Linked DNA regions of Homo sapiens: regions 2, 3 and 4 are each linked to region 1. The links are chromatin loops, found by intact Hi-C in ENCODE. Cell type or tissue: mammary epithelial cell. All regions are shown on one strand. Links, peaks and the distances in the headings refer to the core of each region. The heading gives the core; the rest is flanking DNA.

The links. A loop is a pair of places that touch in the nucleus more often than their neighbours do. Peaks named below come from ENCODE experiments on the same cell type or tissue, not always from the same donor. Only the 100,000 strongest peaks of a DNase experiment are listed, where the experiment ranks them.
Region 2: a loop joins it to region 1, with 4 times the contacts of the local background. A loop is called at or near these places in 3 of 110 quality-filtered maps.
Region 3: a loop joins it to region 1, with 4 times the contacts of the local background. A loop is called at or near these places in 9 of 110 quality-filtered maps.
Region 4: it touches region 1 in a loop (5-fold over the local background); 3 of 110 quality-filtered maps call a loop at or near these places.

The regions. Positions count from the first base shown.
Region 1 is chr2:108,919,316-108,926,981 of GRCh38, forward strand. It overlaps EDAR (ectodysplasin A receptor), which reads right to left. Exons shown (of 12, transcript NM_022336.4): 5 at 4,053-4,138. It also overlaps a transcript of RANBP2 not described here. Among named protein-coding and RNA genes, the nearest start is that of EDAR, 66 kb to the right of the region's middle. In mammary epithelial cell, for the core only: no CTCF peak of the experiment used is centred there; DNase peaks (open chromatin) are centred at 2,946 and 3,916; H3K27me3 peaks cover 233 bases.
Region 2 is chr2:109,203,665-109,211,330 of GRCh38, forward strand. The region is part of intron 1 of SH3RF3 (SH3 domain containing ring finger 3); the gene reads left to right. It also overlaps a transcript of RANBP2 not described here. Among named protein-coding and RNA genes, the nearest start is that of MIR4265, 66 kb to the left of the region's middle. In mammary epithelial cell, for the core only: a CTCF peak has its summit at 4,633 (motif pointing left); a DNase peak (open chromatin) is centred at 5,987.
Region 3 is chr2:108,850,898-108,858,563 of GRCh38, forward strand. CCDC138 (coiled-coil domain containing 138) reads left to right here. Exons shown (of 15, transcript NM_144978.3): 13 at 5,897-6,073. It also overlaps a transcript of RANBP2 not described here. Among named protein-coding and RNA genes, the nearest start is that of CCDC138, 68 kb to the left of the region's middle. In mammary epithelial cell, for the core only: a CTCF peak has its summit at 4,535 (motif pointing right); no DNase peak of the experiment used is centred there.
Region 4 is chr2:109,059,150-109,066,815 of GRCh38, forward strand. It overlaps a transcript of RANBP2 not described here. Among named protein-coding and RNA genes, the nearest start is that of SH3RF3, 66 kb to the right of the region's middle. In mammary epithelial cell, for the core only: a CTCF peak has its summit at 3,573; no DNase peak of the experiment used is centred there; H3K27me3 peaks cover 301 bases.

The DNA of each region.
Region 1 (7,666 bases), core at 1,397-6,396:
GCCAGGCTATTGCGTTCTTTCATTAACCCTCTGACCGCTTTTTATTTATTTATTTATTTAGAGGCGGAGTTTCGCTCTTGTTGCCCAGGCTGGAGTGCAATGGCGCAATCTCAGTTCACCGCAACCTCCATCTCCCAGGTTCCAGTGATTCTCCTGCCTCAGCCTCCCGAGTAGCTGGGATTACAGGCAGGCACCACCACGCCCAGCTAATTTTGTATTTTTAGTAGAGACGGGTTTTCTCCATGTTGGCCAGGCTGATCTTGAACTCCCAACCTTAGATGATCTGCCTGCTTAGGCCTCCCAGAGTGCTGAGATTTCAGGTGTGAGCCACTGCGCCTGGCCCTGACTGCTTTTCTAGGGAAGGATTTCTGCTGCCCAGTGTCCCAGGCTCTGGGGTGCCTTCTCGGGTTTGAACTGTAGCCGGGCCAGAGCCGGCAGTGTAGGTCAGCGAGGCTCCGTGGGGCACCTGCCCTCTCCCCGCACTACGAAGCTGCCTCATGGGGAGCCCTTCTGCCCAGTGGCTCCCGGCACCCTGAGTGCGTAGCTGACTTCCCAGCCCTGGATCTCTCCGCCTGGAGCTTCAGGCCATCTCTGGGTTAGCTATCTTGGTCTGGATGTCCCACAGTCCCCTCAAATTCCACACACACAGCCTTCATCCTCCCTCTACCTCCCCACCAAGCACCCTCTTGCCTCTGCCTTCTGCAGCTGAGCAAGTGGCACCATGTCCACATGGCCAGTCACAGAGACACCTGAGTCCTCATCTGAATCTCTTTCCCCTTCTGTGTGCTGTCCACACCGCCAGTCAGTGAGGGAAGTGCAGGCCAGCTCACGTGCCGTGGAGCCATGCCGCCTGCTGGGCTGGGATGCTTCATCTCTGGTCAGTGCCTGGCGCCTGGCACTGGAGTAAGCACTCCACATGCATCGCCCACGTCATCACATCTTTCCTCCCAACAATCATGTCCCCATTTTGCAGATGAGGACACTTTCCCAGGGGTGATAACTTGTAATGAAATCCAAGCCTGATGCTGGACCCTATCTTCCTCTCTGTTACGGCAGGGCAACGGGTTGACCTCCCTGCCCCCACTGTCATTAAATCACAGATCCCTTTATGCAGGATGGTGCAGGGAAAACAGAAAACCAGAAAGCTCTGGTCACCCCAAGTACATCTTGCTCTTTAAGTTAACTGAAAAATAACCGAAGGCCTTTTCATCTCTTTTCACCGGGCTACAGGGCTCCACAGTATTGCAGTCACTGAGTACAGGCTCAGAGCTGGGGGCGAGTATGTTCCAATCCAAGGTGACAACCAACCCACAGCCAGGACTGATCTGCAATCTGACGCCTGTCCTCTTTGGTTTCCCTCTCATTACTTGGCAACCCCAGAAACTGGAATGATTTTATTCCATTTTAAAGGAAAATATATGTTGCTTTTTCATTTCTCCTCAGGGTTATTTGAGGGGCTGCACCACATTAATTAACGCCCTGGGGCACTCATGATGTGCTTCTGGGAGGATTTGGTGGGCAAAATTGCGCCTGAGCCACACAGGAGCCTGGGCAGTGGGCACCACTGGGAGCTGCCCGGGGCAGGAGAGGACATGAGGCTCTGGGAGGTGAGATAACTCGTCTAACTCAGGCAGTGAAGTTCCAGAGCAGGCTCATAACCTACCGTAGTGGTTCCCAAACTTGTTAAAAATGTACATTCTCTGGCTCACCCAGACCTGATGAATCGGGGGTGGGCCAAGCAATTCGAGTCATAAGAAACCCCCAGGGTGCTCCCCTGCGAATCACCCCCCTGAAACCCTCTGCTTCACAGAGGTGCAGAGAAGCTGCCGTCTCTTTAAGGATAGGAGGTAATTGCATTGCACAGGTGCCTAGGCATAGGGTTAGAGCCTGGGAGGTGTGGGGCAGAGCTGTGGGCACTCCTAGGCTGGGGAGACCCTGACACTGACCTGGGCTCACTCCTGGCTGGTGTCTCCCCTGCAGCTGCGACCCATTGTCTGCTGTAGCTCTCCTAGGTGGGTGTCATCCTCAGCCAGGGGCCCTTGGCAAGTCTGACGGTGGTTTGCGTAATCCACCATTTGTTGCTGCAGAGTACCAAGGATGTGCACTTTGTTTGGCGAGGGCCCAGGTAAATCAAGAAAACAGAGGGGAGGAAGAGGTGCTCTTGACCACAACTGTGGGTTTGACAAAGACAGGGCCTGCTGGACCTGGGCAGCCAGTTGGCAACTTCGGGCTCCTGATGAAATGTTTGCTGCCCAGAGTGGGGCTGCTGATGGCAGTCCTGTGTGTGTGGGTCTTAGTGACTCCATGGGGCTTTCTAGCTCCGACGTTTTTGCTGACTGCTGGGCAGGTGCTCTGAGTAAAGAGATCTCTGGATTGAGACCAGGGCAGGCCCAGGGGTGGAGGGCATCACTCTGTTTGGCATTCACACCGAGGCCCTAACCCAGAGGGCTCCATCCACCCCAAGGCCTATCTGGCCGCATCTCCCCATTTCCCAGATGGGCAAGCCGAGGTCTGGGGCCTTGCCCAAGGGGCCTCTAATGGGAACACAGCAGGACTGTCTATTTCTCTGCTGACCTCCTTCAGGGCCGGATTCTAAGGCCCTACCCCGAGGCTTTCCTCGGAGCCGGCTTTCAGTAAAGCAGGCAAGGGCTGGGGGTGGGAGTGGGGTGCGCTCATCTTTAAAATCTTGAGGACTCAGGGGACTTTGCTTGCTTTCCACATGTGATAGACCTCATTGCTGGACTTAGAGAGGCGCCCCTGCCGTGACTCAAGTCTGCTCTGGCTGCCAGACATTGAACATTGAAGGCTGTGCCATGTGAGAACTCTTGAACAGAAAAGCCCCTGAGGAGGACTGCTCCTCTCCCAGGTTCCACAGGCAAAGATGCTTTTGTGAATAGGTGGGGAGTGTCTGACATCTTTCCAGACTGGTTCTTCAACCCAGAATGATCTGGCCTTGAATCAGCCTAGATCCCCACAGAGGACATGCGGGCCATGGCAGCTGGCTTCACCATGAGTCAGGCTGGCAGCCGAGCTGCGGCCTCCTCTAATTTGTGAATTAATTAGCATATGGCTGGCCAGGAAAATGGCTTTGAAGACGAGCAAACACATTGGTGCAGGGCTCATGCATTGCTCCTCCTGCAGCACAGCCCACAGCACAGAACCCTCCTCCTGGCTTGACCAAAAGGAGAGAGGAGATGCTGCGCCCCATTCCTGCTCCTCCCCTTCTTTCCAGCGTGATAAGACGCAGGCTCTCCTTCTTCTCCTGGACAACATTATTATGAGACATGGGGGTAGTGGCGCCTTATGGAGAGCAAAGAGAGGCAGGGTCCCAGGGTCAGCTCCTCCTCCACCCTTGAAGGAGCCAGAGGGTGGCAAGTGCTCCTGCAGCCCGGCACCAGACACCCAGCTTCCTCCCAGCTGCTTGTCCTACCTGCCTCCGTCTCTCCCCAGACCACACATCTAAGAGTCTACACAGCACATTCCTCTGAGGCAGAGGTACCTGGCCCTTCGTCATAAACAGATGCCCATGAAAGCCAGAAAGGATAACAGGAAAGAAACACCCCAAGGCAGGATTATAAACTCCTGAGACTGTTTACATGTGCTTTGTGGAATCTGTTTCATTAATTGTGATCACATTTATATTTTCCTTGGCCTCACTGTCACCTAGCACTTTGTAGTACTTTGCAAAATAGTAGTACTTTGCCTCTGTGATCTCCTTTGTTTTCACAATGACCGTGAGAGATGGGAAGGTCAGATGTTAGTACCCCCATATTACCGATGAGAAAACCGAGGCTCATGGAGGTTAAGTGACTTGTCAGGTAGCTGGTGGCCAACCTGCACTAGAACCTCAGCCTCTGACTCAAGGCTCAGATGTGGCAAACATCCCTCCCTTCATAGACCTGCCTGGACAGGCCACAGGAGCACTTTCACTAGTGCTGTTACTGTGATTCACCTTGTCCAGGTGCCAGGACCGGCTCTTTCCTACACCCTCTGTAGTGAAAGGGATCCGTGCTGAACAAATACCGTGCTGGTGGAAGGACAAAGACACTCACATTCCTTGGTGTTGGGGGGTGCCAGGAGGCAGGAGTAGCAGACCATGCCATAGATGTTCCTCGGTCTGTTCTCCAGCATGTAGTAGCTACGGGGGAGAGACAAGACAAAACAGAGACAGGTGAGCTGGACAGCACACAGGCAGGGACTGGTGCAGAGAGCACGGTGGCCAGTCTGCAGGCCCACAATCAAGTCGGGCATGAGGCCACGCCCACTCAGTCACCTGCTCTGTCCACTCAGTTTCCTTGGGGTTTCAGCCTGTCTTGAAATGGAGCATTCTTTTAACAATATTGAGCTGCCAACGTGGGCCTTTCTTTTGATCTCAGCCCCTTTCTGGTTCCTCTCTCTGGTGGCTGTGTTTAGTGTGTGTGCCATCACATCATCCACCAGAAATATCCCTGTGCCCCCACATGTAGGGCCTGCTTAGCCCCCCAGGGGTCACACCAACCAAGGCCAGACCTTCCTGGAGGAGGAACATGCCCTCTGTGAGCACCCTCCCCAGAGCCTGCAGCCTAGTGGGATTATAGGCATCAGTGTGCCTCTGGGACCCTTGGAACTCCCAAGCCATCTTTACTGCTGCTGAATGCCACCAGAGTGCAGCTGCAGGAGACAGACGGTTGTGCTGTCCAGAGAGGTCAATGCAGGTGGCCCTCATGATAGCTGGCAACACAACCAGGTTGTAAGTGCCTCCTTCTCAGAAAGCACTTGACAGAAGACACCCTTGGAAGTGCAAGCCTTTACGCTGGGGCTGCACACACAGTGCAAGGGACAAATCATTCACAGTAGCTCTGTTTGAAGTCCTTCAGCTCCCAGTGATGTTCCATTATGTCTTTCAGCTCCCCGATGTCACAGTGCCAGCCCCGTGGCTATATGACTGCTCAGGTCCTGCTCTCAGGGGTCTGCCCTGTGGCTGTGCTCCCTGCAGCCGTCCCGCTCCCAGGCACAGCCCCTGCTGGCACCACCCTCTCCTTGGGGCTCCCAGCTCGGGCGCCTTCCCTCTGCAGGCTCTAGCTCCTATCCTAGCCTGGGCCCATTTTCCATAAACAAATGCTCAGCGGAGAGCATGGAGCCATTTGTCACACTGTGAGTAGTCGATTAAATAACGTGAGCGGTGCCAACACTTTCCCTATTGCGATTCAAGAACTGGGATGAGAAGGAATATTTCCATGGCTGCTTTCTAATCTCTTTTTTATTAGCCAGGCCCCATGGAGGCCCCTGCTGACGGTAGTGCTAAGCAGCAGCCTGGCACGGGGGTCTGTGGGCTCCTGCCTTCCTGAGCCTGGACTGTTACCAGTAATGTTAGGACCATAATTGCCTGCCCTCCCTCAAAGCCCTTTATCCTCAGATCCCTGTGTATCTTGTAAACATTAATTAACCAATCTCAAAACACCTCCCAGAGAAGCCACGACAGCCAGTTTTACAGCTAAGCCTCTCGCAAATCTACCTTCTGCCCTCCAGAAGCCACTTCTTTCTATGAGGCAGGCCAAGGCAGGTGTCTGCCACGTGGCCTTGTGAGTTCACGGGCATGTGGGCCAGACCAGGTCAACCTGCAGCTTTCTAACGTCCCTGGCCCACGCTGACACTTCTGAGAAACATCTCAGGCTCCTAGGTGGCCACCTGCTCCCCATCTCACCTCCTCTGTGCCTCACTTCCTCGCCCTTGCCTCCTCCACCTTTTCTCACTCTACCTCCACGCATTCTCTCTCCCACCTAGGGGGATTGGTCCCGCTCCTGGGCTGGGAGGCCCTCCAGGGCAAGCCTTGTTCACGTCTATTGGTCCCGCTCCTGGGCTGGGAGGCCCTCCAGGGCAAGCCTTGTTCACGTCTCTATTCCTTGGACCTTGTGCTAGGTACTAAGGAAGGATGATTGTCTGTAAACATTGGCTGAATGAATGAATGACACCAAGTTCTTCTCCGTGGAACTTTGATGCTGAGGTGGACAGAGGCCCCAAAAGGCCTCTCTGCCCATCCTAGTTCACACCCCAGGTGCCGGGCTTGGTCTCTGTCATGGGTAAAGCTCCAAGGCTACACGGCGGATGCACAACACCCGGCTTTATGATGGGTGCCCAATGGGGCCACTACATTTTGAGCATGGGGAGGGTGGTGGCTCTGTCCCACGACTGTGTCTTTGACTTGTCCTGGGCACGAGGCACCTTCTGTCACAGGCTGGCCACCCTCATCTGTGGGGGTCATGTGTATGGGTCAAGCTATGCAACCTATCAAGTCACTCAGTTAAGGAATATTGAAAGGTGATACACTTTTTTTTTTCCCCCTGAAACAGTCTCCTTCTGTTGCCCATGCTGGAGTACAGAGAAGCAATCTTGGCTCACCGCAACTTCCGCCTCCCAGGTGCAAACAATTCTCCTGCCTCAGCCTCCCAAGTAGCTGGGATTACAGGCATGCACCACGACGCCTGGCTAATTTTTATATTTTAATAGAGATGGGGTTTCACCTGTTGGCCAGGCTGGTCTCAAACTTCTGACCTCAAGTGATCCACCTGCCTTGGCATCCCAAAGTATTGGGATTACAGGCGTGAACCACCGAGCCTGACCGGTGATAAACTTTTAAAAAAACATTGGCTCCAAGAGGCTGTTATGAAACTGTCCTTCCTCACCCAGTGAGTGTTCAGTGCCTCCTGACAAGGAGAAGCCACCGTTTTCTAGCACGTATTGCTGCATGCAACATTTCTAAATGTTAGGTTCTCTCTGTAGGACTAGGCTAAACTCCTCACCGCCTGGCTTACACCTGGGTCTCTCATCCTGGGCTGCACAGCAACAAAGAACATGTGGCTGTCTTTTTCTGCCTGGGCTTGTCACCAACCCGAAATCAGGTGTTCATTTAGGGATCTCTGGCCCAGCTACAGAGTGTCCGGTCCCTTCGTCTTTCTGGAAAGGTCTAATTTGCTACTTTTTGATCCATATTTGACTTTCTCCCTAGCCCCCCAACCCCTGTTCTACATAGGTTGATTCAGGTGTATAGCCCAGGACAAGAGTCAGTTTAAATGGGTCCCCTGGGATCTGTTGTTTAAGGACTGACTTTCTCTCAGTCAATAGGTGTACATTTTCCCAGAGAGTTCCTTTCTTCAGGACTCTCATGCCTGTAAGGGACGCCGCAGATTCCCAGATGTTCATTTTCCTCCAACCGTGTTGGTGTGCAGAACCAGTGCAGAGTCGCTGTGTCCTGCCCCCTGCCCCCGCCATCCAGAATCGCGGGGTGGTGGAGCTCCTCCGGGGTGAGGCCTGGAGAGGTGAGGAAGCGTAACCTCTCTCTCCCCCTTTCCTCCTGTTTTGGTTCCCAGGTCCTCCCACACAACCTCTCCCAACAGGAAAGCCTCGGGTGCTGCTCATTGTTCAGCAAGTGTCCTGGCCACACTGTGGGGAGGGCGGAGCATCAGGAGAAGCACCTGCCAAACCGCAGGCAGGGGCCTGGGCCCAGGAGAGACTGGGACAAGGCAATCCGCATCCACAGCCTGACAGCCACTTGGATTCAGGAATGAACGCAGCCTTTCATGGAGCTAGTCACACCGGCCTGCCAAGACTCCTGTGATCCTCCTCTGTGACACAGCGTGACAGCCTCGTAAGAGGAAGTGGGGCCTCCAGGGTCCTACCCTGGGGAAGC
Region 2 (7,666 bases), core at 1,773-6,772, 280 kb after region 1:
CCTGTGTCTCTGTGCACCCTGCACTTCCACCCCCTGGGCCTGGAGCCCCATCTTCTCTCCATGGGTATGCTCTGCCCAGCCCACAGAACCCACATACCTTTCACACCCTCGGTCCATCCATTCCTGCCCTTTGTCTCATGCACGCCTCGACTCTGAAGCGTTTGCTCTCTTGTGTGGGTGCCTCGCTACCTACCCCTGGGCCCTTCTTGTTCCCTGTGCGGCCTGGCAGCCCTTGATGGCAGGGCTGATGTGTGTGCTGTTGTGGCCCCAAGGCCTCCCAGCAGAGCATCTGCACGGTGCTCCAGTGTGAAGCATTTGTGGGCTTGAAGGGGCTCTGAGTGTGAAAACCCGAGTAGTTTATATCTTTGAGACGTCAGGAGGCCATTCGAAAAATGCCTGGATTTGCACCTCCTGCCCACTGGCTGTCATGAACAGTCTCAGACAAGGCGAAGAGGGTAAGGAGAATCCAGTGAAGGTCTGTCTCTTCTCCATTTAGATTCAGCCATTAACTCTGCCACATCTGCTCTTTCCTTTTATCTGTCTGTATGTCTGTCTGTCTGTCTTGGGTGAACCATGAAACTTACTTTGCTTATGCCCTGTTGCTTCATTCCTAGATAATTTAGCAGACACCTCTGCAGAATAAGGGCACTCTTCTGTGATCCTGTTATCTCACCTAAGAGAGTTAGCAGGAATCTCCTTATCTTATCTTTTAAATCATTATCAATACCAGTTCACATTCAGGTTTTCCTGATTGTCCCTTAAAAATCTGCTGTAGTTTTTGTTAAAACTGGGTTCACTTGTGGCTTTTGTTATGCCCCTCCAATCTCCCTTATTCTAGACTAGTTTCTCAACATTGTACATATATTTGTGTGCAATGTACAATGTACACATAAATGGGTGTGTTCAGCAGCGTCCCTGGCCTCCATCCTCCAGGTGCCGGCAGCGCCACCTACTCCACCACCAGGTGTGACAACCCACACATTGCCAGGGACCTGCTGGCAGGCAGGATGCCCCATTGGAGAACTGTTCTAGCAGTCTCTTACTTTGCTTTTGAAGGTATTGACCCTTTGAAGAGACCAAGCCAATTATTTTGTCAAATGTCCTGCATTCTAGATTTATTGGGTCATTTCTTGATGGTGCCATTGAACTTGTTTCTTGATTCCCTGTATTTTCTGTAGCGTGGAAGTGGGGGCTAAACTAAAGGCTTTTTTGTGTTCCAGGGAAATAATTTTAGAAGTCTGCCTTTTAAAGTAGAGCAACTGGGTGGGCATGGTGGCTCATGCCTGTAATCCTTGTGCTCCAGGAGGCTGAGGCAGGAGGATCACTTGAAGCCAGGAGGTTGAGACCGGCCTGGTCAACATAGTGATACCCTGTCTCTACAAAACTAAAAATATTAACTGGGCATAGAAGTACATGCCTGTAGTCTCAGCTACTTGGGAGGCCGAGGTAGGAGGATGCCTTGAATACAAGAGATTGAGGCTACAATGAGCCATGTTTATGCCGCTGCACTCCAGCCTGGGCAGCAGAGTGAAACTCCGTCTCTAAAAATAAATAAATAATAAAATAAGATAAAAAAAATTAGAGCAACTTATGTGACTTTTTTTTTTTTTTTTTTAAACTGAGTCTTGCCATGTCGTCCAGGCTGGAGTGCAGTGGCTCAATCTCAGCTCAAGAGATTCTCCTGCCGCAGCCTTCTGAGTAGCTGGGACTACAGGCATGCATCACCATGCCTAGATAATTTTTTGTTTTTGTTTTTTGTATTTTTAGTAGAGACAGGGTTTCACCATGTTGGCCAGGCTGGTCTTGAACTCCTGACCTCAAGTGATCCACCTGCATCCACCTCCCAAAGTGCTGGGATTACAGGTGAACCACTGTGCCCCGCCCAACTTATGTGACTCTTTATGCTCACACAGAAACTACATTCTAGGGGTGCAGAGGGTATATTCATCAGATGGGAGAAGGCCACGGTGAGAATCACATGGCTCAGTCTGTTGGTGTCAGGGTCTGCACCGTATCTGCCCTAGATCTCTGGGCAGAGGTGTTGTTTCGGGGCAGTGCACTTTGCTCACTGGCAGGAAGGCAGCCCCGCTCTGTGCAGCCTTCCCCAGCAGCCTCCCTGAAGCAGCGGGGGGATCAGAGACAGGGAAGCACACTGTGTGTGTAAAATACTCTTGAGCCTAAAGTTGGAGTTTTCTCCTTTCCGCTTCCTGTTTTTTCATAGAAACCAACTGAAGGGTTATGAATTATTTGTTGACTTAAAAAAGTAGATGTGTGTTTTTCTGAGCTCTTTGTAACATTGAGATTTACCATGTTTACTCCAAAAGTGTTTCAAGGCCAAGTAGTAGTTGGAGACTAACCTGGTGAACTGTCACTTGTACCCTGAGATGCCTTTCCAGCCTCCGCGGTGGGCATTGTATGACCTGCACGTGAATGGATGGGTGACCCAAGCCACCCCTCTCTCCCTGGAGGTTTTGCTTGGTGTAGAATGTTATTCTGGGGACACAGCACTATATTTTTAACTATGGTCGAGATTAGAGGAGGCTGGGCCGGGCACGGTGGCTCACGCCTGTAATCCCAGCACTTTGGGAGGCTGAAGTGGGCAGATCATGAGGTCAGGAGATTGAGACCATCCTGGCTAACATGGTGAAACCCTGTCTCTACTAAAAAATACCAAAAATTTGCCGGGCTTGGTGGAGGGCACCTGTAGTCCCAGCTACTCAGGAGGCTGAGGCAGGAGAGTGGCGTGAACCTGGGAGGCAGAGCATGCAGTTAACCAACATCGTGCCACCGCACTCCAGCCTGGGCGACAGAGTGAGACTCCGTCTCAAAAAAAAAAAAAAAAAAAAAAAAAGAATTAGAGGAGGCTGAGTGTGGTGGCTCACACCTATAATCCCAGCAGTTTGGGAGGTCAAGGAGGGAGGATAGCTTGAGGCTGGAGTTCAAGACCAGCCTGGGAAACATAAGTAAGACCCTGTCTCTACAAAAAAAAAATTTTTTTTAAATTAGCTGGGCATATTAGTGTATGCTTATAATTCCAGCTACTCAGGAGACTGAGGTCAAAGAATTGCTTAAGCCCAGGAGTTCAAGGTTACAGTGAGCTATGATTGTGCCACTGCACTCCAGCCTGGGTGACAAGAGAGAGACACTATTAGTTACTTAACTCTGGCATTTGCTATTTCTGCACTAATTGTCAAAGTTGACTGAGCATTCTCAGTGCCCCTTCTGCCCAGTCATGGGCCATAAGCTTGTGTTTGGGATAGCATGTCTCTGTGTCATGTGTGGCTTGTTATGGTTGCCTGGAATGAACTTCAACACACCTCTGTTTGGCTGAGCGCTGCATTTGCAGGAGGTGAGAACCACTCAGGGCCTGAGGCAGAACCTGACCATGCTCATTTGGAGGAGAGGGCCTGGGGAGCTTAGTGCGCTCAAGAAGAAGGCAGATAGGGCTGTGTGTGCTGTAGAGGATGATAAACTGGGGGTGAGGGTGCAATGACGACACAGTGCCACATTTTAGAACTATGCTCTCATCTTGTGCAAACAGGTCTGTTTACAGCAGTTCATTTTTATGAGTTACAATTATTATTTCTGGATAATTTTGGTGTATGGTAATCATTAGAGTAAGCTGTGTGTCTGATTAAAGAATTTGTCTCTAATTTATGCCAATTTAAAGATGTCTTCTGTGTTCTCTTTGTCTCTGGGGGAGGGAAGCAGGTTGCTATGGAGACAACATAAGAAAAAGTGACAGGCAAGAAGGCTTGGCAGTTTCGATTTTGAAAATATTTGTGATGTAGGTAATTATATATGTAATAATGTTATGCAGCAGAACCATCTGCCTTTGGAGAGATGCATGTCATGGAATTTCATGGTAAAACAGTGTTTCTCTTAGGAACAAAATGTTATTTGTGTGCTATTAAGATATTGAAATTGTGGAAAATAAAGATGCAATGGAGCCCTAAGATTGTTTCCAGGGGTGCAGTTGCTGTATGATGTAAGGTGCCACCTATAGAATTTGGAAAGCTATTTTCACATGGAAACAAAACATTTGTATAGGAAGACTTACCTGAGACTGAATTATTTTATGTTGTAAATTGCTAAAATCAACTGTATTCAGGTTTATAACTGATTTTGATCAGTTTAAATGGCACAATTTTCTTTTTTAAAAAAAATTAAACTATACCTCATATTGTTTGGGGACCAATTTAACAAATTGGCCTATGGCAGTTTCCCTGTATCATCATTTTCCCAGGGATCTTGGCTTAGTTTTGCTCTAATCTGGAATTCCTTCTTTTACTCTTACACAGTTGAGCATTCCCCCTCCCCCATTTTTAAATTCTGGTGAGATTTAAAAGAAGAAGAAACTTTAGCATGCGATTTGTTAAATTCAACAATTCTGCAAATATTTACGGAATGCCTGTGCTGGGCACAGTGCTGGGCCCTCAGACACACATGCTGCTGCCCCCATGGGCTCAGAGTCTGAGCTTAAGCTCTGCTGAGACAGCATGCAACTGCCCTGTGGCACCTACCTGGCTCTGCTGGCAGAGCAAAGCTGAGGTTTTAGTTCACATCTTCATGTGATGGATTCGATATGGTTGCAGAATTGCAGATCCACAGACACTCCTGCCACCTGCAGGTGGGGCATATCCCTTCCCTTAAACCTGGGCTCCATGGCTGCTTTGACCAATCAAATACAGCAGAAGTTTCCCATGCTCGGTCTTCAGGGATGGGCAGCTTATGCTTCCTGTATCTTGGAACACTTGCTGTCTAGGAGCCCAGCCATCATGTGAGGAAGCCCAAGAAGCCCTGTGGAGAAGGGCAAAGGCTCCCAGTAACAGTTACAGCTAAGCTCCATGTGATTGAGCTTTCTTGGAAGTGGAGCCACCAGCACCAACCGACCCACCTGCAGCAGAGCTGTTCCCACCAAGCTCTGTTCAAGTTGCATATTTGTAAGCAGTCATTTGACTTTACTGTTTTAATACACTAAGTTTGGAGCAAGTTTGTTATGTAACAATAGATAACCAGAATACTGTTTTTTCTGTAATCCTGTACTGTTGCTGTGGGAATATGCCAGTGTCTAATTTCCTTGTCAGAGGAAGTGAGGTCAAGGGAATCTTGCCCTAGAAATACATGTGTTGAGCAGATGTCTCAAGCATGAGATACTTAAGCATCTCCAGGAAAAGGCAAATTCAGGTTCATTCTCTCTTACTGGCCTGCTAGAGAAGATCCTTAAAGAGGGCCAGTGTGGGCATCTGGAGAAGGACTGTAGGATCCAGGCCATCAGACAGAGGTGTCTTTGGCCATGGGCAGGTGGGGTTCATGTTCACAGAGGCCCGACATCAACACGGACATATGGACCCAGAGTGGCAGTGCTGGCCCCAGCACCTGTAGACCCACACCAACTTTCCGTGGCAGCCAGTACCTTAAACAAAACCCACAAATGTTGCCCAACTTTTTCTACTGTTGCCACTGGGAAGTGGGTCCAAACCCTCTGTGCTGTGGTCTGCCTGGGCATCATAGTTGTGTACCTGAGGCTGGTGGTCTCATATGCCGTGGCATCAACACCTGTTTATGGGCTGTAGGAAAACTGAGAGGTCATCACATTCAGAGATTCCCTTGTGCCAGGTCCTGCGCGGGTGATTTTGGTGACCATGACTGAGTTTTCTTGGCTCCAGTGGTGTGCTGGCAAACGTTTAACAGTTGGCTTCCTAGGAAGATGCCCTGAGTGATAGTGTTTGTCCATTTCCAGGGTGTAAACACTCCCACCTGGCCGATTCCAAGCTGCTTATGTGATGCCATGGGTTGGGAGAGCTGCAAACACTCCTGAGCTGGGAGAGCAGGCCTGGGTACAGCAAGGGAGGCGAGAACTGTGCAGTGTGTTATCTGAGGAAAGTTCCTAGCTCTCATGGGGAAGATTTTCCTTCCTTTTGAGTTTCCTATCCACTCCCTGCTGTGTAGGTGGGGAGGAAAGGGAGAAACGCTGTGAATCAGTCGACTGCTCCTCTGGCAAGCAGGACCCATTTCTAAAGCATGAGTCACTACAAAATGTAGCTTTTTAGATGGAAAAATCTATTTACAAACCCTAGGTGAGAGTAAATGGTTTGTTCACCTCCTGTGCTTACTTGGTAGAATGACAAATTGGACACTCCAGTATTCCAAGATTTATTATTGTGACAAAACATATATTACATAAATTTTACCATTTTTAAGTCTACAGTTCAGTGGCATTAAGTACGTCCCCCCTGTTTTGTAACCACTGCCACTATTTCTGAGCAACACCTTTCCAAACTGTGTCCCCATTAAACACGAACTCCTCCACGCTCAGCCCCCCCAGTAACCTCTGTTATACTTTCTGTCTCTGTGAATGACTATTCTAGGGACCGCAGAGTCAAACAGTATTTGTCCTTTTGTGTCTGGCTTATTTCATTTAGCACAGGGTCCTCAGGATTCATCGACATAGCCGCATGCGTCACAATCTCCTTCCTCCTTCATGCTGAATAATATTCCATTGTATGGCTAGACCACATTTTGTGTATTCATTCATCTGTTCACAGACATTTGGGTGTTTCTGCCTTTTGGCTGTTGGGAATAATGTCACTATGCGTGTAGGTGTACAAACATCTGTTTGAGTCCTTGCTTTGAGTTTTTTTGAGTATAGACCTAAAAATGATATTTCAAGATTTTTAATGTCACTGATCTGTGAAGTCCAAAGCGGGAAAGCCTGGTCTTTTCCGTGCTCCCTCGTTTTGTCTGTAGGCATTGAGCACAGTGAGGCTACATGTTGTTTTCAGAGTTGCCCAGCAGCCTGGAGACTGCTGGAGCTGCATCCCAGGGAGACAGTGGCTGGAGTAACACCAACCAGACAATGAGATGGGACATCTGGGGCTTTCAAGAGCTCAGGGCAAATGGCCTAAGCAGGTGGCTCTGCAGGTGTGGATTGTGTCCAGCTCAGGGAAGTGCCTGGGCCTGGTGGGGCCTGGAGTAAGGGGAGAGGTGGGGTCTGATGAGCTTACTCCAGGTGGGAGGCCCAGGAAGGAGGTTGGGTTTTCCTCCCGGGGTTCTCTCTGGGTGTAGGCAGGGAGGAAAGGGAGAAATGCTGTGAATTAGTCGACTGCTTCTCTGGCAAGCACGACCTATTTCTAAAGCATGAGTCACTACAAAATGTAGCTTTTTAAATTTAAAAATCTATTTACAACCTAGGTGAGAAATCTTTATTTTAATTGTGAAGGAAAACACAACCCCACTTGACACGTGGTGGAATTGCTGCTGTCCTTTCCTGTCAGAGCCTCCCAGTGGGCTGGGTTTGGGGATGGATGGGGTGCACACCCGCTCTGCTCAGTTCCTTCTTCCTCCTGGCACACGGGTTGATGACAGCTCTTCAGTTGAGTCTGTTCTGCTCTGTCTGGTAGGGAGCACACCTTTTTGGTTAATATGCCCATTTATGTGTGTCTATGGGGCCTCTGGAGAAAACGTTACTTGCAGAATTAAGCACAATTAAAGGAGAAGTGAGCCCTGCTGACCTGAAAGCAGGTGGGGGCTGCTCCTTGGCTGGGATAAAAGGCAAGGAGGCAACCCTGATAAATGGCAGCTGGCTAGGTGGTGAGGGGATGTCCTGCCATTTGCAGCAAGGCATTGGTTACAAGCCTGGATTTTGTTTAACATCTTTATTAAT
Region 3 (7,666 bases), core at 1,594-6,593, 68 kb before region 1:
AGACACAAGCTGCTCCAATTCACTTCTGACACGATCCACCTGGAGATAGTGTCAGATCCCACAAGTTGGGCACTCAAGTCTCCAAGGCTGCCTCGTGCCACACCAGTTGCAAGTCCGGCCCTCTGGAACTTCTGACCAACTGGCTTCAAATTGGGGTTCCTACAACCCCCTCTTTGGGTTTAATTTGCTGGAGTAGCTCATAGAACTCAGCGAAACACTTAACCAGTTTATTATAAAGGATATTGCAAATGATGTAGATGAAGAGAGAGACAGAGCAAGGTATAGGGGAAGGGGCATGGAACTTCTGTCCCCTCCCTGGAGCACCACGCTCCAGAAATCTCCATATGTCCAGCCGTCTGGAAGCTCTCTGAACCCATTTCTCTGGGGTGTTTTGTTTTTTGTTGTTTGTTTGTTTGTTTTTGAGATGGAGTTTTGCTCTTGTTGCCCAGGCTGGAGTGCAATGGCGTGATCTTGGCTTGCTGCAACCTCTGCCTCCCAGGTTCAAGCAATTCTCCTGCCTCAGCCTCCCGAGTAGCTGGGCTTACAGGTGCCTGCCACCATGCCCAGCTAATTTTTGTACTTTTAGTAGAGATGGGGTTTCACCACATTGGCCAGGCTGGTGTTGAACTCCTGAATTCAGGTGATCCGCCCACCTCAGCCTCCCAAAAGTGCTGATATTACAGGCGTGAGCCACCGCGCCCGGCCTTTCTCTTGGGTTTTTATGGAGGCTTCCTGACATCACAATTCTGTCCACCAGGATATAGGGCTGGACTCTCTCTGGGGAGGATGTTAAGACCCACAATCAGAAAGTCCAGGAAAGATTAGAGTCCTGGCTTGGGCCAAGTGAAAGGAGGGCAGGAGAAGGTCAGAGACCTTCCCCTGAGGCCTAACACACCCAACATCATAACAAAGACTAATGAGACGAAAACCTATATATATATATCATAACACCACAGATACTAAGCTCTTTATACCTTATCTCTGAATACTATTATCCTCATATTAGTGATGAGGTTTACAAAGGTAGATAATTGTGCCAAAACGATACAATCTGCATTTGACAGAGCCTAATTTAGCCTCTATCAATTGCTGAAGCCTACCTTCTTAAGCCTATTTTATGACTACCTAAGAGCATGTACTTCCTGAGATAACCAAAGAAATAAACACCTACATAGCACTTACTATGTTATAGGCCGAGCACTTTATATATATTAACTCATTTAATCCTCACAACAGTTCATGAGATGTCAATATTATTATTGTAATTTTACAAATGAGGAAATTGAGGCATAAAAAAGTTTAGCTGCACACAATCAGTATGTGATGCTCAATCTCTGAAATAAAATTTAACTGTAAGATACAACTCTTCTTTATGGAAAGAAAGGAACACTTGTACACTGTTTGTGGGAGTGTAAATTAGTTCAGCCATTGTGGAAGACAGTGTGGCATTTCCTCAAAGACCTAAAGACAAATGCCATTCAACCCAACAATCCCATTACTGGGTATATACCCAAACTAATAGAAATTGTTCTATTATAAGGACACATGCATGTGTTGTGTTCATTGCAGCACTGTTCACAATAGCAAAGTCACGGAATCAACCCAAATGCCCATCGAAGATAACCTGGATAAAGAAAATGTGGTACATATACACTATGGAATACTATGCAGCCATTAAAAAGAATGAGATTATGTCCTTTGCAGGGACATGGATGGACTTGGAGGCCGTTATCCTTAACAGACTAATGCAGGAACAGAAAATCAAATAACACATGTTCTCATTTATAAGTGGGAGCTAAATGATGAGAACACATGGATACATAAGGGGAACAACACACACTGGGGCCTATCAGAGGGTGGGAGGAGGGACAGGATCAGGAAAAATAACTAATGGGTACTAGTCTTAATACCTGGGTGATGAAATAATCTGTACAACAAACTCCTATGACACAAGTGTACCTGTGTAACAAACCTGCACAGGTACCCCTGAACTAAAATAAAATAAAAAAACCCAACCATTACAGAAGTAAAATGAGCAAATATAATGTGTCACTGAGAGGATATAGGCACAATTTTGTTTGTATCAAAGTTAATATTTTTGAAATGCATTCTGCTCACAAACATCACCAAAATACATCATAACCTTTCGTGAGATCTACCTTAAGAAATAATTGCAAAAGTAAAAATGTTCCAAGGTGTTAATATGCTGTTTGTAATAATGAGAAAAGATAAATAGCTGATAGACCCACAATCGGAATAGTGAAGAAAATGAACATCAACCGAGTTCTTGGACTTTGCTGGCATTGTTTTAGTCATTGTACTTGATTGTTTCAGATTTATTCCCTGCAATAACTATGAGGTAGGTCATGGTGTCATTTTTACAGAAGAGCAAACTGAGGGTCAGTCTAATATAATTGACCCAGATTTTTCTAGAAATATTGGGCCCTTAACCATATCATGAGCATAGTACAATATTATATGTCATTAACAATAAGTATGGAGATACAGAAATCTATGTGTATTTTAATTAATAAAACCTTCAATATATGTGTACCAATTTAATCTAGAAATTGTTAAAAGAAGTTGTAGGAACTTTATCTGATAGAATTATTTGGTTTACTGATAGCTTTCTTTTTTTTTTTTTTGAGAGATGGGATCTCACGCTATCACTCAGGCTGGAATGCAGTGGTGCAAGCATAACTTACCACAACCTTGAACTCCTGGGCTCAAGCAGTCCTCTTGCCTCAGGCTTCCAAGTAGCTGGGACTACAGGCATGCACTACGATGACCATCTAATTTTTTATTTTTTGTAGAGATGAGCTCTTGCCATGTTGCCCAAGCTGGTCTCAAACTCCTGGGCTGAAGCTGTCTTCCCCTCTTGGCCCCTCAAAGCAGTGGAGTTACAGGCACCAGCCATCCCCAGCCAACTGTCTTCTATATGCAATATATATATACTATATATATAATATATATACTATATAATATATTATATAGTATATATATTATATATTATATAGTATATATATTATATATAATTTATATATAATATACAATAAATATATATAATAAAATATATATAATATATAATATATAATAAATTTATATTATATATAATATATAATAAATTTATATTATATATAATATATAATAAATTTATATTATATATATTTTATATATAATATAATAAATTTATATTATATATATAATAAATATATATAATATATACATATGTAGAAAATGTGTACATTAGGACTAGGACATTTGTCCTGTCCTACTTGGCACTTGGCTCTCAAAGCAGATTTATGTATTTTTAAATTGTGAGCTTATACTTTAGGTCTAGAGAAATGTAGGGAATTGTTGCTGTTCTCAGTTAATAGGAAGGTTTGATTTGGTAGGAAGCCAGTATAATGTAGTAGTTACTTCAACTCTATAGTCAGACAACTAAGGTTTGAATCTTAGCTTCACTACTAGCTGTGTGGTATTTGGAAGGTCTTTTTTGTTTGTTTGTTTTACTATTTCCACTACAATTATTTTTTAATGAGAGAATTGATGTAAAGTTTTAGCAAGTCTGGCATAAAGTCTTTAGCTACTATTGTTATCAGTAGACATTATTACTTATTATAAAACTTTAAGAGTTGGTTTTACCTGAGATCAGAATTGAGGTCTGTTAGACTACATTAGTTGTTTATTCCTGCTTAATAAACTTCCAGAGACTTAGTGGCTTAGCTCAACCACCATTTTATTTACCAGCTCACAATTCTTTGGGTTGGTAATTTGGGCTCAGCTCATCTGGATATTTGGCTGGGCTCGGCTGGGCTTGGTTCTGCTGTTCTTTCTTGGCCTCTCTCCAGGGGCCTGTTTATAGGTGAAGAGTATATAGCTGAGCCTCAGGCTTCTAATTCACACAGCATCATTTCTGCTACATTTTATTGGTTAAGTTACAAGTTTAGCCCAGATTCAAAGGGTGGGCAGTAGAGTTCACCTTTTGATGGCAGTTTCTGCAAAAGACTTTCTAATCATTTTTAAATTTATCATATAAACAAAATAATGGAAAACCATATTTCATACTGATTAAGATCAGTAGTTTGAAGTTTGACTTTTGTTAGGGAATAAAAAGGTTACATTTGATTGCCAGGACATTGTTAAAAGACTGAATAATATAGCATTTATAAAAAGAAACCAACTTTGATATAATTGATAACTAAAATTTTAAAAATACTCTTTTAGAAGTTAAATTGCTCTTGTATTTAGAAAATCTGAAATATTCAATAAATTAAAATGAAGACAAAATGAGGACATAATTTTGATTTATCCCTAAAAGATAAGGTCACTTGTGAAAAAGAAACCAAATACAGTTTTTCTAATCCTCAAGGACAATTTTTTAAAGTTTGCAAACTTAAAAGAATACCATATAGTAGTCAGCCTATTTTTAAAAACTGTATAGTATTCAACCTGTTTAATCTTGTCAAATTATATACTAAGAATAATGTGTGTCAAATACAGTAGGTGGCACTGTGATAAAACTTTTGTTCCTATAAAGAGTTGCGTTCAGGCTTCATCTGTGTATACTCTTCTACCTGTGGTGTTGCTAAAAAAAAAAAAAGGATGTTTCTAAATAAGGCAAGTCTGAACAGAATCACAGAATCTAGCAACTTTGTTTAACTTAATACACATTTATTTACAATGTTTTTTTAAACCACAAAATTAAGTACAGTAATGTTGGTGTTCCTTGAACTAAATTCTACCAATGGTAAAAATGGAGTGTACTATAATTGATCCAGAGGCACAGATCTTACTTTCTCAAAATAGTTTCATATGTATTTTCACTTCACACAAGTTATTCTAAACTTCTCATTCTTAATAACCAGGGTTTTAAATTACTTATTATGTAAGCTGAAACAGCAAAGAAGAAATGCAACATGAAGCTACAAAAGAGTAAATTTTAATACGGTGATTCTGTTGTACTTTCAGTATTTCATGGTGCTCTTGAGTCTTCTCCTTTAAACAGAAATCTCAGTATAAAAATTATTACTTGGATAGCATGAACGGTTTTTTTTCCCTCTGAATAGCATTTTGAAAGGAGAGTTTTAGAAAACTTGATTATTGTACATTAAAAGCACAAGGTAAGACTGCTGTAAGAGTAGGGACTTGGGTTGTGTAGTGTACTGAAGTGTAATGATGCAAGTATCTTACTACTTCATTTGCAATGATTCTGCTTAAATTAGTGCTTCCCAATCCTGGCCTTGCAGGTTTCTCAGTCATCTGTGGGACTTCTTTAAGAAAGTTTCAGGGTTTCTGATTCAGGAGTTGTCACAGCACTGGCCTGGGTAAAATCTTGCTGCCATTCTTAATGGCAGATGTATCATGAAAACTGACACACCAGAGCATATTCAATCTTCTGAAATTATCTTGTTTCAGCTTTACTAGGAAACAAATCCTTATTTAAAATCCATTTAGCACGTTTGTATAAATTACATTTTGAAGTAGGTAAACATTTAGGAAGCAGCAACAAAACATAATCTTAGAAAGCTATTATAGAGATAGAAATACTAAGTTTTTGGAAGCATGTAGTAGTTATCAAATATGGAAAAATAAACATTCGTGATACTAATAGGCATTGTTTTTCTTCCTTAGTATTAAAAAATGTGGCTTGTTATTTTGGTGTTAAAACATGAAAATTCTAAATGAAATTTACCACATCATAATGTCTCCTCTCTCCTTACCCATTTGAGTTCTGACAAATCAGTTAGAATCTAAATTTAGACTGTGATCTCTTATTTAATTTTTGTTTGTCTTTTGAGTTTGTTAAAGTAACGACATTGCTTTTTTACCTTCTGTTTCTGATTGACACCTAGACTAGCAAAACTGCAGTTGATTGTACATAACTATTTTCCAGCTGATTACCTGGCTCAGGCATTTGATTCTCTTTGTTTGGACTTGAAGACAGAAGAAGGAAAAACCTTGTTTTTGGAGTATCAGGCTGTTCCAGTAATATTAAGTCATCTAAGAATATCCAGTAAAGGACTCCTGTCTAATGTTATTGATAGTTTGCTCCAGATGACGGTGGAATCTAGTAAGTTTTTAAGTTCTATATGTGTAAAGAAAGCAGGATGATTTTTCTGTCTTTATCTTGTCTGCATGTATAACTCCACATATCAGATACTATTGCTTTTTTTTTTTTTTTTTTTTTTTTTTTTTTTGAGATGGAGTCTCGCTTTGTCGTCAAGCTGGAGTGCAGTGGCACGATCTCAGCTCACTGCAACCTCTGACTCCCTGGTTCAAGCAATTCTCCTGCCTCAGCCTCCCGAGTAGCTGGGATTACAGGCACACGCCACCACGCCCAGCTAATTTTTATATTTTTGGTAGAGACGGGGTTTCACCATGTTGGCCAGGATGGTCTGTATCTCCTGACCTGGCAGCCTCGGCCTCCCAAAGCACTGGGATTACAGGCGTGAGCCACTGCGCCCGGACTATTGCATTTTTAAATGCTTAAAAATATTTTTGATGCTATTTAATTGAGTCATTAATAACATCACTAAAAAATTAGGTAACTTCTCCAGGGATTCCCCAGCTAAACACAAGTAGAACTGAGACTTAAAGCCACATCTCTGACTCTAGACCTAAGGCTTGTTCTACCAAAGCACTGTAACTAGGTTTTCCAGGTTTATTTTCTTCTCCTGTCCCAAAATGTCCTATATTGTCTGATGTATTTTATCAACGTTTTTAGCTATTTGTAACTGTTAAAATATTGGACTTACAGTTGATGACTAGCTACCTAGATTAGTAATCTTGGAGTTGTGTATTTCAGTTTACTAATGTAAGGAGTAGAATGAAAAGTGAAAAGTTAGTGAACTGAGGGATCCAGTATTACTTAAGTGCCTAGATTCCCAACTTGTTTCACAGGGATTTTTCTTTTAATGAGAAAAACAAAAATCATACCAGATGCAAATGTGTATTCATTAGAAAGAAATCTTTCTGAATATGACAGAGATGGCATCTTTCTCGTTGTCAAAGGAAAACAAAATATAATTTTATGAAATAGTTGACCTGCTTGGGTGAAATAAATTGTGGTACTGCAAATGCAAATTTGAATAAAGTCTATTAGAGGAGATAGTCAACAGTCAGTCACATTTGTTTACCATTGTCCAGGTTACTCTCAAATTCAGCCAGGTGCAGTGGCTCATGCCTGTAATCCCAGCACTTTGGGAGGCCGAGGCGGGCAGATCACTGGAGATCAGGAGTTCAAGGCCAGCCTGGCCAACACGGTGAAACCCCGTCTGTACTAAAAATATAAAAATTAGCCGGGCATGGTGGTGTGCGCCTGTAATGCCAGCTACTCAGGACGCTGAGGCAGGAGAATCACTTGAACCCAGGAGGTGGAGGTTGCAGTGAGCCAAGATTGTGCCACTGTACTCCAGCCTGGGTGCCAGAGTAAGTCTCCGTCTCAAAAACAAACAAACAAACAAAAAAAACACCAACGCTGTGCCCTTGTTGTTCAAATCAAGTAAATAAGCAGTATCTAATGGTGATCACTACTAAAGCCGTATTGTGTTTAGTGATGCGAAAATTTTGGAAGTTTGGAAATGGGTGAATCTTTGATGATGTCTGACTGAAGAGCATTTACTTGCTTGAATTTTAATGTAAATTCAGTACTTGTTGGTCAGCC
Region 4 (7,666 bases), core at 1,505-6,504, 140 kb after region 1:
CAGGTCCAGTCAGGGTGTAGTTCAGGAAACAGAGGCCCCTCTACTGTGCCAGGGAACCAGGAGTCCACAACATCATGGGGTGGCCTAGAGAATGTCAATCTAGTTATCCGCCTAAACTATCAGTGTCAAGGTCACACAGCATGGGGCTGGGCAAGGTGGCTCACGCCTGTAATCCCAACACTTTGGGAGGCCAAAGTGGGCGGATCATGAGGTCAGGAGACCAAGACCATCCTGGCTAACACGGTGAAACCCCGTCTCTACTAAAAATACAAACAATTAGCCGGGTGTGGCGGTGGGTGCCTGTAGTCCCAGCTACTCAGGAGGCTGAGGCAGGAGAATGGTGTGAATCCCGGGAGGCAGAGCTTGCACTGAGCTGAGATCACACCACTGCACTCCAGCCTGGGCAACAGAGCAAGGCTCCGTCTCAAAAAAAAAAAAAGGTCACACAACATGGCCGTTGTCCAGGGCAGGGAGCAACTGCACTCCTGCCAACTCCAGCCACCACTGCCTCTCCTCTGGCACTGTGGCACTGTGCCAGCCCCGGGACAGGGGCCTCTGCCCACAGAGCCACCACTCCTGCAGAATGTAGGCTGACCTGAGCTGCACTTAGAGCACTAAACACAGCAGATCCTGGGATGCAGTCAGGCCCCATGCCCTGCAGTGTAGGGAAGGGGTTTTGGTGGGTGGGGGGGATGTGGCAGACAAGAGCCACTGTGCCCAGGAGGATAATGGGGTGGGTAGCATTCTGCTGCCTCACAGGCCTGAGTGTGGTTGTCGTATCCTAACCCTGGCTGTTAGGACTGGCCAGGGCCCCTTGAGCTCCCAGATTCTCCTTCCCAGACCTGCTCCTTGACTTCTAGAGTACCCTCAGCTCACAAGAACCTGACTTCCAACCTGGACTTAGACATTTTGACAATGTGTCTTTTTGAGGCATGTGGAGTAAATACTTAGGATACTTTGCAGTTACAGCTGATTGAAAATGGAGAATTTTGCAGTGAGCCAAGATCGCGCCACTGCACTCCAGCCTGGGCGACAGAGCAAGACTCTATCTCAAAAAAGAAAAAGAAAGAATATGGAGAATTTAATAATACACATACTTAGAAACTGAAAGTGCAGCAACATAAGGAAATGAGCTGTTGGTAACCGAATACAGGTGTCTCCTGGACTCGATCTCCTGGAGTCCTTTGTCTGCTCCAGGTTGGGCTGGTTACATGTTGCATGAATGTGCCTTTGGAACAAGCAAAAAACAGAGCTGAATGTTGATAGAACTTCCATGGCCACACCCAGGTCCCCCCATTTTACTAAACTGGGGAGGGGAGAGAATCAGGACCATCATACTTGCCTTTTCTCTCCACTTCCCACCCTTGCTTTTGTCTCTCTATAGCGTTTTAAGAACCTTGTGAATAGATAATACTCAATTTTCTAAATTATGAAGATCTAGTAAAGTTAGCTTTGGTGCTGAAAACCACTGCAGTTAAACTCTTCTCTTGAGTCAAGATGGCTCTCCCGAGGCAGCTTCACTGAGTAGGTGTGCAGAGGCCAAGGGCCGGACACCAGCTCCAGGATGATCCATTTGCCACCCTGGGCCTCAGTTTCCCATGTGTCTGTAGATTATGGTTTTCCTGTTGGGTCTTTAACTACCTTCTCACATTTTGTGATTTTCTCTGAGATTATAATTTCTTTATAAATGTTATATGTGTCATATATATAACATATATGTCTTCATAGTTAATTTACATGCTTATTATAGAAAATTTAGAAAAAGTCAAAAGAAAAATTAGGAGATTACTCATAGTCCAGCACCCTAAGGAAGCAGGTATTAATATTTTTAGGTTACAGGACATCCTTCTAGTAAGCGCTTCAAACTTGCTCCATTTCTATGAAGAACTAGATATGAAGAAACCTATTTGTCCTCTGCTTGAATAATAGTGGTTTCATAGTGTCCTCTGTTAATAGAAGGTCTATAGGATGTAAAGTTTGTAGGTCAGAGAAGGCTGTCCTTCTCAGTCACTTGCTGTTGTCCAAGGAAAACCCTGGGAGCTGTGCAATGTAAGTTGATTCTTGGTGAGAGTGTGTGTACTTATGCACACAAACACCTATGCACACAGATTCCCAAGCTTAGGCTGAATGCCCTCTTGAAGCAACATTTCTGGGAAATTTTAGGTAAGTGTAAAAATATATGTTAAGGAAAAGCCAAGAGGCTCATTCAGCACAGGGATGGTTTCCTTGACATCATTTGTCATTGCTGATTTTCCTTCCTTTGGAGTCATCTTGCTCATCTCTTTGGGTCTGTGTGTGCTTGCTTGGTGGGTTTGCAAGCAGCCTGTGTGCATGGCAAGCCCTCAGGGCCCCTGGACTTGGAAGACTTCAGGGAAAGAACAGGGAGACACTGAGGTTTCCTACTAGCCTACCCAATGAAACCATTCATCATGCACACTCACTATATTTCAAACACTAGTTGATATTGTCATGGCTAATAAATGCAATAATAAGTGCAATAATAGAAAAATATTCCTCAGTTCATAGTAGCCTTGGATGTTGTGAATTTTCTACAAAAGATTATGGGAGAGTGTACAATTTTGGACATTAAAAAGTAGTCAATCCATATTATCAGAATGTGGGGCACTGACCTCATTTTCAAGCCTTGCATTTAAGGTCTGGTGGGCCCGTGGACTTGTTTCCCTTTGGTTGATTCAAGCAGAGGTGATGCCCATCCAGTGTGGGATGCGACTGGAGCCATGCATGCATTCCCAGCAGTGGGGGTCAGCTGACCGTGTGGCTGTCAGAGTGGATGTCTTGTCCCTGAGCCTACCCCTCCCTCATTAGGGTCCCAAATGTCCAGCCCTCCTGTCATCCTCACAGACCCTCCAGCCCCGAAAGTCTGGTTTCCTGGCTTGCAGGGGAGGGAGGCAGAATGGCTGGGCAGGGCCAGGCAGGCAGGCTTGTCCCTTCTCAATCTGTTTCTCTCCCTCTCCCAGAGGGACAAGCAAAGCCTTTCACTTTGGATAAAAGTTATCAGGCAAGGAAAATATATTTTCAGATCTTGTTCTCCACCCCTGACTTCCCTCCTCTGAGAGTCTAAAGTGCAGGTGAGATAAGGAAACATGTTACTCTTCCTACCAGTTGGAGACACAGCTTTAAGCCAAGGGCAGTCATTTGTAATAGTTGAATTTCCTGCATCAGCGACAGAGGGAGTAAGGCTGGAATGGATGTGTCTGAGGAAGAGACACACCCTGGGCCCCTTCAACCAGACCGCATTGGAGGGGCCTCTTCCACTAGTTTCTAAGCCAGTCCCTGGCTTGCACTCCTGGTAAAGTGCATGATCTTGTGTGTATAGCCGGGTGGATTTTTCCATGTGCATGCACCTGAGTCATCACCACTCAGATCAAGACAGATTTCCACACCCAGGAAAGTCCCCTGATGCCCCCTCCTGTCCCCAAAGCCCCTATTCAGGTGGATGCATTTTTCCCATTTACAGATGAGGGGCCCAAAGCTTGGAGAAGGCAGGACAGCAGGCCTTACACCTCCTTCCGAACAGCGAATCCTCATGGACAGTGCCCTCTCTCGTGAGACAGAGCACAGTGCAAGACTGCTCTGGAGTCCTGGGGAAGAAAAATCCATTTGCTTTTGATCCCAGGGATGCTAGGATGGGGTGGGGGTGCTGGGATGGTGAGGGGGTGGAGGGATGTGTTGGGGGCCCTGGGAGCGGGTGGAGGTGAAGGGGGCTGGCAGGCTGTTGCCTCTGCCTGCCTCAGGGCGACCACCTGTGCAGACAGAGCTGGTGCCAACTGCAGGCAGCCCACCCACCCACGCTGACCCTGTGCCAGAAGAGCCAGGGCCTACGGCCTCAGGACAGGAGCCACCTCCTTGATGTCCCCTTTCTCCTTTCTTGGCAGCGCCTTCCTCGCCTTGTCCACCTGCTGGAGTGTGTGCCCCCCACCACCATGCCAACCTGAGACCCTCCCATGCCATTCCCCTAGGGTTGTGCAGACACATCCTCCCCCTCTGGCTTGTGCCTGTTGGGTCCCTGGGCTCTGAGTGAGACCTGGAGGTCTTCCAACTATGCTTGTATATCCCCGGGGGCTGGGAAGATGCTGGAGAGCCACCCACTCCTGGGGCTTTTGATCTTGCTTCAAATTACGGTGGAACCTTTGAGCATTTCCTGTTCCCTCCCTCACAAAATGCCCTGTGCCTGGGTTTTCTTTTCTCTCCTTCAGGAGCCCTGGGAGATCTCGACACAGTAGGGTCCACATCAGCAGCGCCTGGCTTTGCTGTGGCCTTTCCTTCAGCAGGCATGCAGCTTCAGAAACGAGCGCATGGAGGATGAATGCAGCAGAGGCCCCCGCGTGGCTGCAAGTCGGCCAGAAACACCTGCTGTCTGCTGCTCCACAGGCGCGACAGGGAACCGTCCCGGGGTTTCTTGCTCAATGGCTGTAGAACTGGCATTGGAACAAACAGCTCGAACTTCCCTGCAGGCACCTGGGTACACACACACAGGCACATACAAGAGATACAGATACCCATGCATGTGCACTACAAATTCCCAACTGATTTTCTTCCTTAAATGGAGATGTAATTTCTGACAAATCGTTATCTAGTTAGTGGCTTGAGTTAGGGCAGCCTGGCCAAAAGGGGTAACTGCAAGTAATAGAAAAAAAAAAAACAAAAAAACAACGTAGTGTCTTCTGCAAAGAGATTTTTTTCCCCTTCCCATAATACTAAATTGTGGCTTTGGTTTAGGGATTCGGCAATAATTGGTAGGTGTAATTCTTTTGGGCTTATTCTCATGATTGTTGCTTCATGGCTATAAAATGGCTGCCACAGGTCCAGCCATCATGTCCGTTTCATGTGAGTGGGTTGGATTCTAGGCGTGCTGCACTGAGCTTACACGAGAAGAGATACTATGAGTTCTAAAGTGCCAAGCACTGTGTTTATTGTCTGTATCTTTTTTAATCCTGTGATAACTCTGTAAGGTATGTACTAATGTTATTCCCATTTTAGACATGAAGAGACTGAGTCTTAGAACTGGTAAATGGCAGGCCGGGCGGGGTGGCTCACGCCTGTAATCCCAGCACTTTGGGATGCCGAGGTGGGCGGATCACAAGGTCAGGAGATCAAGACCACGGTGAAACCCCGTCTCTACTAAAAATACAAAAATTAGCCGGGCATGGTGTCGGGTGCCTGTAGTCCCAGCTACTCGGGAGGCTGAGGCAGAAGAATGGTATGAACCCGGGAGGCGGAGTTTGCAGTGAGCTGAGATCACGCCACTCCACTCCAGCCTGGGTGACAGAGCAAGACTCTGTCTCAAAAAAAAAAAAAAAACAAAAACAAACTGGTAAATGGCAGAGCTTTGATTTGCACCCAGTTCTCTCAGTGCAAAGTCTTTACCTTTAGATGTGACCTGAACCTTCACACAGTAGGGTGTTAAATGTGCTGTAATGGAAATGCAGAGAAAGTGCTACGGAAATTCGTTAAAAAGTGAAAGATTTCTTCTGTTTAAAAAGTGGATTTTTAAACAGATACATGGAGCCAAATGAAACTAATATTCTTTTCTGAGTAAAACCTTCTGGTGTGTTAGACATCCCTGTGGGTTGTATTTGATGGATAAATGCACCCACAGAACTAAGGTTATTGAAATGGGGGCCTCTGTTGATGTGCCTGGGGCTCTGTATTGATCCAGTCCTGTTTGACACTTTTTAATCAATAATTTTAAGAAAGACATAGACAAGATGCTTTAGAAATTATGGAAAGCACAAATCTGGGAGGGATAGCGCATGAGCTGGATAATGAAATAAAAATTTCACGAGATTTTGGCAGGCAGGAGCCTTGGGGTTTAAATAAATAAAATGGAATATCATAGGGATTCATTTAATGTCTAACACTTAGACTTGAAAAATGAACTTGAGACTTAGGTTCAGGAGTCCTGGCTTCTCATTAAGCCAATGAAAAGGCATAGCTGACCACAAAGCAAACTAGCAAATACTGTTGGCCCAGCTTCCAACAAAGCCAACATTAGGAGGCACTCTAGTTGAAGACTATATTCTTCATCAATGTGTGTTCTCTGAAGTCCCTGGTCCTGTAGCTCATGGTCAGCTAGAGGTTTGACTGAGATTTCCACAAATGCTGTATTTAAGTCATTAGTGCACTTTTTTTTGCTTGCTTGCTGTAAATCTTTGATTATTTCCCAGAGTTCCACAAAGTTGATTCTGACGGCTTTTGCTTATCTTTGTGTGCGTGTTTCTGTGGAGGACAGGTCCTTGGGGCTGCCGACTCTGCAGTTCTTGCTGGGCGTCACTCCCAACCCCGCAGCATCCTGTGTAGAATGGAGGAATCAGCCCTCGTTCAGCCCAGCCAGGACATTTCTGCTGGATCATGCGCAGCCCCAAGTGTCAGGGACTAACTGGAGGAGAGCAAGCTGGCAAAGGGTCAAACACTGGTGGCACTCAGCCTGGAAAGGAGGCGGTCCAGTGGAGAGATGTAGTGGCTGTTTAAAGATCGTGATGCTCTGACACCTGAGAGCTCCAGAGAGAAAAGTTAAGGATGCATGTAGGAAGTCTCAGAGATTCAAATTTGGACTCAATGTTAGGAAACCTTGTGCAAAGAGGGAAGAGCCTATCAGTGGAGTGCTGGCCTCCGCGTCTTACGAGCTGCTTGAGCTTCCTGTCATCTGCCTCAAATGCTGCCCAGCAATTCCTGCAGGCAGAGGCAACAAAGTGAGGTGATGTAGGCCCTTTCCATCCTAAGATACTATCATTTTTTTCCACTCTAGTCTTCAGCTTCTGTTGCCAGCTCTTGTGGATTTTTTTTGACAGAGTTTCACTCTTGTTGCCCAGGCTGGAGTGCAATGGCATGATCTTGGCTCACCGTAACCTCTGCCTCCCGGATTCAAGCAATTCTCCTGCCTCGGCCTCCCGAGTAGCTGGGATTACAGGCATGCGCCACCATGCCCGGCTAATTCTGTATTTTTTTTTTTTTCTGAGACATAGTATCGCTCTGTCCCCCAGGCTGGAGTGCAGTGGCGAAATCTTAGCTCACTGCAACCTCCGTCTCCTGGGTTCAAGCGATTCTCCTGCCTCAGCCTACTGAGTAGCTAGAATTACAGGTGTTTGCCACCACACCTGGCTAATTTTTGTATTTTTAGTAGATACGGGGTTTCACCATGTTGGCCAGGCTGGTCTTGAACTCCTGACCTCGTGATCTGCCCACCTCGGCCTCCCAAAGTGCTGGGATTATAGGCGTGAGCCACCGTGCTGGCCGTGGATTCTTTTTTTATAAAGGCATGCCCTCTCCATCCACACCTCGCCACGCAAACAGCGCTAACTGTTCCCCCACCAACTTGTCCCTCACCACACTCAGCAGTGTTGTGGGGGGTGCCCTCTAAACTCAAGTAGGAGTGAGGCTCCCTCCTACTGAAAGAAACGCAGTTGGTGTCCGCTGCCCACAGGTCAATTCCGATTCCATTTGCAACTGGCCCCAGCTGCCTTTCTAGACCCAGGGCCCTTGTGTCTGTCCCCTCCTGCATTGTCACTCAGTCCCCTGGGGAAGTAATCATGTTGCATGTAGCAGATGGCTTCACTGGGGGATGGCGGGGCAGGGGCGATGGGAGGCTGTGCCCAGGACTGCCTGAGTTACAGGAGGAGATTATGACAGAGCCGAGCGGTAAAGG